Linked DNA regions of Homo sapiens: regions 1 and 2 are each linked to region 3. The links are chromatin contacts, found by Hi-C or POLR2A ChIA-PET in ENCODE. All regions are on one chromosome and are shown on one strand. The core of a region is the stretch at or near the end of the contact, and the rest is flanking DNA. Distances in the headings are between cores, read along the strand shown. Region 1 overlaps TBC1D14 (TBC1 domain family member 14). Region 2 holds the start of TBC1D14 (TBC1 domain family member 14). Region 3 holds the start of MAN2B2 (mannosidase alpha class 2B member 2).

Region 1 (3,489 bases), core at 833-3,332, 420 kb before region 3:
CATTACAGGCGTGAGCCACTGTGCCCAGCCTAAAGGGGTCTTAGAGTTCCAAAGCTGAGACCATTGCTTTATGATATGACTGCACGCTTCCCTCGTTGGTGGGGAAATAACAAAGGATCTCATTATCAAAGCAGCCCCTTTGAGGAGGGCCCTCAAACGCTGCCTCAGGTCTACTGTCTCCTGGGTAACAGGCATGTTTTCTCTCTTCTGGACACTGTAAATTTTAACTGATTATTATCACGGCCACTGGGAAGCTGCCACTGCAAATTGTTATGTAAATAGTTTTGCCATGCCCTGGAAATCTAAGAGCAGCCTCCACATCACTGGGTCACCGATTCACCCGTGCACTGCAACCACAAGAGCTCATTCACACCCGGTGACCCACATTCCAAACGCCCAGCTGGAAGAACTCAGGAGAGCCAAACAGGTTGGTGCTTCTGAAATAATGTGTAGGTACTTCGCTCTGTGCAAAATCAAAAAACACAATCATTTAAGATGATTATAGATAATTAAGGAAATATTACAGACAAGGCTCTCAGGAATGCCCCTGAAGGGAAGATAATCTCATTGAGAAGATAGGACAAAGAAGGTAGTGTTAACCTAAGATTTCATGTTTGTCATGAGGTGGTGAGAAATTGCTAAATGAATTTCAGGGAAACTAGCTGTCAAGAGGCGTGTTACTGGTGAAATTATGCGGCAAGCAATTATTCTCTTAGCCAGAAAGGCCTCTAAAAAGTATAAAGAAATAGATTATTTCCTCAAAATACACAGGCTATGAGAAGGACGTGCACCAAGAAGCAGTTGGGTGGGGCAGTTTCTGTACACCTGGATGTATATGGTCACATGTCTTAACACTGTTTACTGTGGCTTAACATGGTTTCATTACAATTCTAAAATTACTTCCACTTACCAAAAACTGAAAACACGGACTCATTCCTTGCTGGATTCAAGCATCTGAACATCTACACTGTATGGGGTACACAGCCGTGACCTAAGACGGCACTAGCCCTCATGAAGCTTCAAGTCTAGCACCTGAATGTCAAAGTCTCCAATTTCATAGGAAATCAAACAAAAGCTGTGTGTTGAGAAAGATTCTGAGGCATGCTGCATTTTAACAAGAATTAGTAACACATACCCCATGAGGTGCTACTTATCTGCTGAGCCTGGTCTGGTGAACTGTATGCCAAGGCCAGAATGCTGGGCCCAAAATCAGCCATGGCAGGATGTGGATGCCCATTTCCATCGGCTTTTGTGTGCTCTGTGCATGTGGACTCACTTTGTCTTCACAGCAATCTGCTTGGCAAGTGTTACCCATTTTAAAGACAGGGTAACTGAGGCTCAAAGTGAAGTGACTTGCCTGAAGCATACAGCCAGCAAGGCTGGGCCTGCCGCCCTGAGCCGGCCCAATATCATCTGTGAATACACTCAAACCCACAGGTGTGCAGTTTTAGAGGGGAAAGCCCGAGTCCTACACGGCTTAGGTGTGGCCTCTGCAGCCAGATAGCTCTGGGAGCAAATTCAGATCCACCAACCACCAGCTGTGACCTCGGGCAAGGTACTCACTTCAAATCCCTAAGCCTTCTTTCCACATCTGCAAAATGGGAAACCCCGCCTGCCTCACCCTGAGTGGGCTGCTGGAAGGAATGAGGTGATGTCACAGCCTCTGGTGCACAGGGAGTGCTGGAGAAGGGCAGCCCTTGTTGGTCTGCGCCACTAGCTTTCTCTCCCCTCAGACCTGAAACCACGGGAAAGGCAGAAAACCATGCTCTAGTGCCAAACAACAATCTAGGAGCCCTGCCAAGTTGCCAACAGCACAGATACAAAAAGTAGGAGTAAAAGGAAGTAAAAGCCTTGAGTCATGACCAGAAACATCAGATCGCTTCAGTCAGAGCTTCTTACTATTACCAACAGCAACAAACAGTGGCGGCGGCTGACGCTAACAAGCCCAGCACCTCTGAGTGCTTTACGCGTGCACACTGGGTTAACTCCATCTCCTCCACACCAGCCCCCCGAAGGGGCTGCTCCACCCTAGACCATGCTGGGTTAACTCCATTTCCTCCACACCAGCCCCCCGAAGGGGCTGCCCCATCCCAGACCACGCCAACAAGACAGCTGCACAAGGACACGCTGTACCTCACCAGCGCAAAGCTGTGGCTGTGGTCAGATGGCCCAACGAAGGTTCAAGAAAAAAAAGCAGGGATGCAGGCTACCTGAGGCAGGCATGGTTTCCTGCCTCTTCCAGTGGTTTCAGGTCTGAGGGGGAGAAAAAGCAAGTGCCACAGACCAACAAGGGCTGCTGTTTCTCCAGCACTCCCTGTGCACCAAACACACACGGGGACCCAGAGGTGTCCGTGACTTACCCGGCGGGCAAGTGGGGAAGCTGGGTCACAGGCCACGCGCTGGGGTTCCGCAGCCACACTCCTCATCACAGAATTCATGCAAGCCTCTGGCAGACATGCATCAGAAGTAATCCATCATTCAGATTCAGTCTCAGTAGTTTTCACAACCGTGACCGAAACCTCAAATACTGAACTAAGTGCACAGATCAGCAGAGACGCAGGGTCAAATGCTTGTTTTAATCACAGACCAAGGCATGATTAAAATAATAAAGTAACACAGGTGGCCTAGCCTGCTCATACTTGAAATCCCAGGCAAAGCCCTTTCCAAAACCTTAGGCACCCTTTCAGAAGAGAAATGGTGTTGGAAATGGTGACAGGTCCTGCTCTAGACCCGGTTCTCCCAGGGCAACCTGGAGGTGACAACAGTAAGCTCACTGTCCAGGCCAGACAAACCAACTTTAGAAAGAAGAAAGAGGACTGTTCACTCCCAGGATCCCGGAGGGAAGAAACAGCACTGGAGAAAGAACACTCAGTTGTGGATTATCAGCGCTAAGGTCGGGCTAGCAAGGGATAAGGCTCTGGAAGTAAAACCAGAGTTCTAGGTCCTGGCTTGGGTGAGTCGTCTTGTCTCTCAGTCTGTTCTCAGCTATAAAACAGTAGCAACTGTACAGACCACTGTGGCGGTCAAGAGATAAGATATGTAAAATGGCTGGGCACTCACTCCCTCAAGTGCCAAGCCCTTTCTGTGTGCCAGGCAAGTACTGGTGCGGTCCACTTCAGTCCAACTCATCATTCCCAAGTTCCATCTCTGCATGGGACCAAATTTTGAAGTCTCTTGGTTTAAACCAAGCATCGATGCCCGTCTTGCTGTGCTCGTCAAAATCCCTGCAGACTAACAGGTAAAATAAACTGCCCACTTAAGTGACAGCTGCCACCCTGGACAACCCTAAAGGGAATTTATTTATTTATTTTTGAGGAGTCTCGTTCTGTCACCCAGGCTGAAGTGCAGTGGTGCAACCTTGGCTCACTGCAACCTCTGCCTCCCGGGTTCAAGCGATTCTCCTGCCTCAGCCTCCCAAGTAGCTGGGATTACAAGCGCGTGCCACCAGGCCCAGCTAATTTTTGTATTTTTAGTAGAGACAGGGTTTTG
Region 2 (3,110 bases), core at 43-2,542, 330 kb before region 3:
ATAAACTGGGCAACAGGAAGTGTTCTAAGACTGCTGTAAGGACTAGCCCGGTCCAGACAAAGCAACCACCAGTTTCCAACAGGCAACCCACCGCTATAAAAGCTAGGCAAGACAGCAACTAGGTGCCAACATCCTACAATACTGGGGACAAGACAGTGAGCATTTTGTCCCCAAGACACCACCACGACTACCCTCCTCATCTAGCCTCAGTGCGTGAAATAACCAAGGTGATGCCCAGGGACCTCCAGTAGGGGCAAAACGCACCGGTGCCTATAAAACCTTCCCAAGCAAAGCTTCCAATTCCACGCTAGAGAAAACGGCGTCCTATGCAACTTTAGGACAGAAACGACTTCACGTGGCCTGGTCAGGCGCGGTCACCCCGGGGCTCGCAGAGGCTGGCTCTGGAGTCCACAGGGTCATTCTCCTATCCTCCTGACCAGCTGTTCCCATCAGGACCGCAACCCACAGCCTAGAGAGACTCCTGGCGGGAGGGAGACCAGGAGTCCCCGGACTTACTCCTCAAGGCAGCTACCCCGGCCCCGAGACAGTCCCCGGGCCAGGGTCTTCGCGGCCCGGTAATGGGAGGCTCCAAGGCGGAGGCAGAGAGATTCCCTAGCCCAGGGACAGACGGTTCGCGTGGGTGGAGGTCCAAGGAGGTCAGGGCTCCGAGATGAAAGGGGGTTTCGCGGGTCAGGGGCTCCAGGGGTAGAGGGGTCAGAGATGAAAGCGGGGTCAGGGGCTCCAAGGAGGAGGGTCCGCTGCCTGGGGACTGAGGGTCCGAGGTGGAAGGGGGCTCCGGGGTCGGGGTCTGGCGCACCGAGGCGCCTCTTCTCAGGCCGGGAGCCTCGCGTCGGAGTAGGAAAACTTTTCGTCAAGTTCCGTAAAGGAGCGGGACACAGCGCGCGCCTCCGCGAGGGCCGCCGAGTCCCGAGAGTCGCCCCCGCCCCGGAGGCCCCGTAACGGCACCCCGGGCGCCACGCACGCGCTGCCCTGGCGTGCAGGAGCCGCGGCCGCGCGGCGAGGGACACCCAGCAGGACCCGCGCCCGGCGACCTGCCTCGCCCCGGCCGCTCCCCGCCTCGGCCGGCGCTGCAGCAGGTGGCGGCCCCGCGCGCCCTGCCCTCCCTCGCGGCCCGCGGCCCGGCCCTCGCGGGAGGCTCTCAGTACCGGAGTTAGCGCGGCTCCGACGCCATCCCCGGGACCCGTGGGCCCGCAGCCCAGGCCCCGCGGGACCGGCAACTCGCGCGACGAGGACGCCGGGCACGCGGTAGGCAGCGGGTCCGACCCGCAGGTGCGCGCGAGCAGCCCGCGGCGAACAGCGGCGCGCACCCTCGCTTCGCCCCGCCCCCTCGCCCGCCCCCTGGGCACGCCCCCACGCACTTGCGCCCCGCCCCCTGCCGGCCCGCGCCCGTTCTTCCGCCCGTGCCGCCGCGTCTGGAGCTCGGCGCTCGCCCGGCTGTCCCTCTTCCGGGGGCCGCCCGCCGCGGGCCTCCGGAGCGGCGTCGCCGGCCCTTTTTTTTTGCCGGAGAACCAACCGGAGTGGCGAGGAGCTGCCTTGAGCGGGCCTTTGTGCCCGCAGGGCCCCCACGGACATCCGACAGGGGGCCCCTTACCTGGTCGGCTCCACCCGCAGCCATCTTGGAAGTGGGAAGCGGCCGGGAGGGGGAAGGGGCTCGAGCGGGCAGGGCTCAGGCGTAGGGAGCCGAGCGGCGGAGCGCATCGATGGGGCTCCCCTGCCCCGGCCGGTGTGCGGGAGACGGCCCGGGCCCCGCCGCGGAAGGGAAGCTTTGCGTGACACCGGAGCTCAGGCCCCGCCGCGGTGGTCTTGGGAGCGGCGCCGTGGCGTCCTCCCAGCCAGCCTCAGTCTCTTAATCTATAAAGGGCTTTTCCGAACGTTCTCTCTTATCGCGCTGTGACACGGTGCCTGGCGCTGTAGTTCCCAAACTGGTCTGCACTTTAGTATTGCCTGCGGAGCTTTTAATATTCTGAAGCCCAGGCCGATTAAGTCACAGTCTCTGAAGATGAGATGGAAGCATCATCAGTTTGGGAAGCTGTGTAATGTGCACGCGGGTTTGGAAGCCACTGGCCTGGCGTTATCTGCATATTTGGCCTCAACATTGCACAAACTCCAGAGACGGGATCTATGATCAGAGCCATTGTACAAAGCGGGAAACGGGCTCAGAGATGAAGCCCTCCGCCCAAGGACCCGGGTGGGTCAGTAGCTGAGAGGGGCAGAAGCCAGGTTCCCTGCCCCAGAGCCCTCCATGAGCTGGTAGAGAGTATGTGAGGAGCCCCTGTTGACGGGCAGTGGGTCTCCATTCCCCTTCTAGGCTGTGGGTTCCATGAGGAAAGCCGGGCTTATCTTGTTTACTGCTATTTTCCCTGGGCCTGGCAAATAGTTGGTATTTGACGTTATTGGGTTGTCGTTAGACTCTGGGGACTTGAGGGCAAGAGGAGAGACCCAGCGCTGGGAGCCAGAAGTCCTGGATTTCCACTTGGCTTTGGCTCCTGCCAACCAGGAGCCCTGAGGGTTGTCACTGGCAGATAAATTACCAGAGAGGAAACCCGGGAGAGACTGACTGCAGCCCAATCTAAGGGAAGACTCAGCCACTCAGAAAGGTCAGGGGCAGGAGGAGTTTCCGCATTACAGGAAGCATCTGGAAGCATGAAATGGAAGATTTGTCTCTACTGCGGTCGTTAGGGATGGGCTAGGGAACCCCGAACTTGGGTCTCCTCTCCAGCTCATGGCTGTAAAAACCCTGAGCATCTATGAGATATGACGCAGAAGCAAGAGAGATTTTTAAAGGCGATCTCTTGAAAGCAAAAACATTAACATCCCTCGCAGTGCTGCATCACAGAAACTTTATAAATGCTTAAATTTCTGGGGGTTTTAAGTAAAAATAATACGAGGCCTCCTTCATACCTCTTAAAACAAGGCCTCCCCAGCTTTTTCTAAGTAAACCCTAGTGGAAAAGTACAGACTGCTTCAGTCGTGACTTAATTAGCAATTTAATGCGTTGGATTAATAGATCTGCTTGGGGCTCCCAAATCCCTTCCAGCCCTAATTCCGAGTCTTAGGGTCTAAAACCCTACAATGACAAGGAACCATTG
Region 3 (3,455 bases), core at 483-2,982:
TGAAAGCAATCTCTCCCAGGCATGGAACTCACCGTGAACCTTGATCTAAACAAGGCTGTGAATAGCCCGGTGGGGTTTTGGCCCTGTGGTTTATGCCAGCCTGGCCCTGGCCCTGGCTAGAACTGCCCCATTGAGTTTTCCACCTGGGTCTTTGCCAGGATACTGGGCCAACTGTGTCACCTGGTGACCTCATTACCTGGTATTTCTGCTGGTCCGAGGCGACGCCATCCCACCACAGCCGGAAAAACTCCTGCTCCACAGCGATGAACCGGCGCTGCTGGCCGCGGGCCAGCTCTTCCACCACTGAGGTGTAGACATTGGCGGCGTACGCCCGCATGCTTTCCTGGGGAGGGGACAGCATCATGCCAGCCCCGGTCCAACAAGACCAAGTGTCCCTGGGGCCCCTGCCATTCGCCAGGTGTGTCTGCATGGGGTTGGGGGCTCTGCCCTTCCTTCCCTGCTGCTCACCCCCCACACAGCTATTAGGCACTCGCTCCATACCAGGCTCTCCCCACTGGATGGGATCGTGCTCTCCTGGGGGAGAGGGACGGGGAAACAGACACCCTACATGGGCAGAGACAGGTGCCCTCCCAGCCCAGGGGTCAGGGACAGTTTCTCAGAGGGGTGAGCAAGCTGGGCCTTGAGTGTGCAATTTGGGGGGCTGGGCCCTGAGTGTGCCATTGAGGGGCAGCACAGGAAAGTCTTAGGCCTCAGTCGGGGTGTGGTCCAGTGACCCCAAAGGGGCCTGCTGGGGCTGAAATGAGGAAAGCTGGTGCTGAGAGGAAGAGCTCCCCAGGCTGTCCCTGGCGTCTAGGCGTCTGCCTCCCCAAGGCTGGGAGCTCCAAGGACCACAGCTGTAGTGTGTTCCCATCCGAGTCCCGAGGGCCCTGCACACAGGGTGCCCACAGAGTGCTTACATGAATGGAAGGAGCACCGAGCAGGGAGTCAGGAGGCATGAGGGTTATTCCCGAGCGACCTTGGGCAAGGCAGCAACCCTCTCTGGGCCTCGGTTTTCTCCTCTGGAAACTGGCTGTAGTGGGCATGCTTCCCCTACCCTTTACAGATGGGGAAACTGAGGCTTAGGGACCAAAGCCCCTCGCCCAAGGTCCTGAGCAGAACCAGGAGGTGACCACAGGTCCACCTTCACCCCTGTCCTGGGGGGCGGAGGACGCTGAGCTGGCCTCCAATATTCAGCCCCGCAGGGGACCAGCCCGGCCCCTTCCCAGCGGGCACCTGACATCCACCTGCTCTGAAGCCAGCCCCACCCTCTCCTGCTCCAGGCTTCCCTGGAAAATGGGTTACCACTGTCAACCCCCAAGCCCCTCCCCAGCCGGGAATGCAGGGGTCCCTCCAATCTGCACCACCCTCCAGAAGGGGAAATGGGGGTTCAGAGGCAGGAAGTGACTGGCCCGAAGTTAGCGACGCAACCAGTCAATGGCAGCGTGGGGTCCTGAACCCACTGAGCCTCCTTCTGCGCCGGCATCGGGCCCCGGGACGCAAACCCACACTCAGATCCCGCGGGGAGAGGGAAGCTGCAGCCTCAGGGGCGCGCGGGGCGTGGTCGGCACCTACCTGCACAGTGTAGACCCAGCCCACGTCCATGTGGCTGTGGGGCACCACGAAGGCCCGGATGGGGCCGGCGGACTGGACCCCTGGCGGTCGCAGCAACAGGAGCGGTGCCAGCAGCGGCAGCCAGCACAGCTGCCCCATCCCTGCGGCAGGCCGGGAAGGTGCCAGGCCCACTTCCGGGTCCGCGAGGGGCGGGGCGGCCGCGCGGGCGGGGACGCGGCCCATTGGCTGCGGGCGGGGGCGGGGCCCATTGGTTGCCGGCTGGACGCCGACCCCGGGAAGCTCGGGAAGGAGGAGCTGGAGGCGCGGGGCCCTCAGCGGGGCAGGGCGCCTGCTCTTTGCGGTTTAGCTCTCCATCCCCGTCTCCAGCTTTCTGGCCTTCCCTCCCTGTCCATCCTTTCAGCCCCATCTCCCCCAAGCCTGCCAGATCTCCCCCAACCAGAGGAGACCCCTCCTCGCCCAAAGCCCACGCTCTGGTGGTTCCTCTCGGAGCGTGTGCCTCTTCGCAATACCTGCATCCCGCCCTCTGGACTCGGCTCCGGGACTCTGAGGCTACCGTGCAAAATTCGGCTCAGCACGGACCCTGTGAGCTCTGCCACCAGGAACCTTCCCTGATAACCCTTTCCCTCCTCTCCCTGGCGTCGAAACCCCATCTGGGCGGCGCCATGGGGGGCTTGTTATGGGACTGTCTCCTTTTTTTTTTTTTGGACAGGATCTCACTCTGTCTCCCAGGCCGGAGTGCAGTGGCGCGATCAGGGCTCACTGCAGCCTTGACCTCCCGGGCCCAAGTGATCCTCCCACCTCAGCCTCCTGAGTAGCTGGGACCACAGGGGCACACTGCCACACCCAGCTAATTAAAAAAAAAATTTATAGAGATGGGGGCCTCACTATGTTGCCCAGGCTGGTCCCAAACTCCTGAGCTCAAGCGATCCTCCTGCCTCCGCCTCTCAAAGTGCTGGGATTACAGGCATAAACCAGCATGCCTGGCTCAACTGTCTCCATTTTAAGGAGGAGAACTGGCTTTCAGAGACAGTAACTGACTTGTCCAAGATCACGCAGTTAGTGGAGGAGCCAAGAGAAGCTTTCTGGGTTACTGGATGGTGACCTGGGGCGACATAGGTAACCTCGCTGAGCCTCAGTGAAATGGGTCCGATAGAGGAGCTGTGAACAAAGTAAGGATGCACCCAGGCTGAGAGCGTGAGCACAGCACCCCTTGCCTGCACTCAGGGGAGGTGCGGTCACATTGGTGCAGCCTGTTTGGGACTGTTGCCTGGAGTCAGCCCTGTCCACTACTCCCTGCCCAAGAAAGCAAGGGTCTGTGGCTTGGGGTTTACTGTCTGAGAACCACTTGGCTGTGCCCCTGCCTGGCATTTCCTAGCGGAACCAGAGCTGCAGCTCTGAGCAAAAGTGCTGGTCCTCTTGTCCATTATGTAACAAATGGAAACTGAGAACAGGTTCTCCAAGCAGGTCTCCCTCCTCCTTCTGTCCTGTCCACCCCCTGGGGACCCCTGCATCCCCATAGCCTCAGGTCAGATGGTCTGAGCCTGACGTGGACAGTACTCACTAACACATGTCCCCATGACCGGCCAGGCTCACAGCTGGGCTCCACTCTCCAGCCTCTGCAACCAGGTGCGGCCACGTGGCTAAGTGCTAGTCAATGGGATGGGTGGGGGCGGGCACTGTGCTCCTCTTCCAGGCTGGCCCCTAACAACCTCCTGTGGGTGAGCCCTGCTCTCTTACTCACCCACTGCTCCAGTGGAGGGCACTCCGAGGACCTCAGGGAGGTTAGAGCCACCAATGGAGGCTCTGAAGAACCACATGGAACCATGAGGAACCCAAAGAGCTGTGACAAGAGGGAGAAATAAGCTTTAATTGTGTTAAGCCAC

Evidence for each region. A loop is a pair of places that touch in the nucleus more often than their neighbours do. ChIA-PET counts read pairs that join two places held with the same protein, here RNA polymerase II (POLR2A). Pooled maps may share reads with other maps.
Region 1: a map of sigmoid colon shows a loop between it and region 3 (3-fold over the local background). The contact joins the enhancer-like site here to the promoter of MAN2B2 in region 3. A Hi-C loop is called at or near these places in 1 of 168 maps with a recorded cell type or tissue (sigmoid colon), 2 of 37 single-sample maps with no recorded cell type and 12 of 50 pooled maps. POLR2A ChIA-PET finds 5 or more read pairs at or near these places in 2 of 52 experiments (HEK293T and Panc1).
Region 2: a loop to region 3 is called in a map of ascending aorta, with 16 times the contacts of the local background. The contact joins the promoter of TBC1D14 here to the promoter of MAN2B2 in region 3. A Hi-C loop is called at or near these places in 1 of 168 maps with a recorded cell type or tissue (ascending aorta), 1 of 37 single-sample maps with no recorded cell type and 14 of 50 pooled maps. POLR2A ChIA-PET finds 5 or more read pairs at or near these places in 1 of 52 experiments (OCI-LY7).

What each region holds. Positions count from the first base shown.
Region 1 is chr4:6,990,269-6,993,757 of GRCh38, reverse strand. The region is part of intron 3 of TBC1D14 (TBC1 domain family member 14); the gene reads right to left. Among named protein-coding and RNA genes, the nearest start is that of CFAP184, 51 kb to the left of the region's middle. Within about 2 kb of position 2,082, at least 16 of the 41 ENCODE cell types and tissues checked have a DNase peak (open chromatin) inside an H3K27ac peak, as active enhancers do; they include sigmoid colon, where a contact is called at or near this core.
Region 2 is chr4:6,908,008-6,911,117 of GRCh38, reverse strand. TBC1D14 (TBC1 domain family member 14) reads right to left here and starts at 1,292. Exons shown (of 14, transcript NM_020773.3): 1 at 1,167-1,292. RefSeq lists an enhancer at 556-625 and a silencer at 866-1,925.
Region 3 is chr4:6,573,466-6,576,920 of GRCh38, reverse strand. It overlaps MAN2B2 (mannosidase alpha class 2B member 2), which reads right to left and starts at 1,732. Exons shown (of 19, transcript NM_015274.3): 1 at 1,573-1,732; 2 at 197-343. The coding sequence starts at 1,710. LOC105374365 (a long non-coding RNA gene) reads right to left here. Exons shown (of 3, transcript XR_925098.3): 2 at 3,314-3,412; 3 at 2,583-2,730. RefSeq lists a silencer at 1,483-1,942 and enhancers at 1,231-1,999, 2,000-2,767, 2,768-3,455.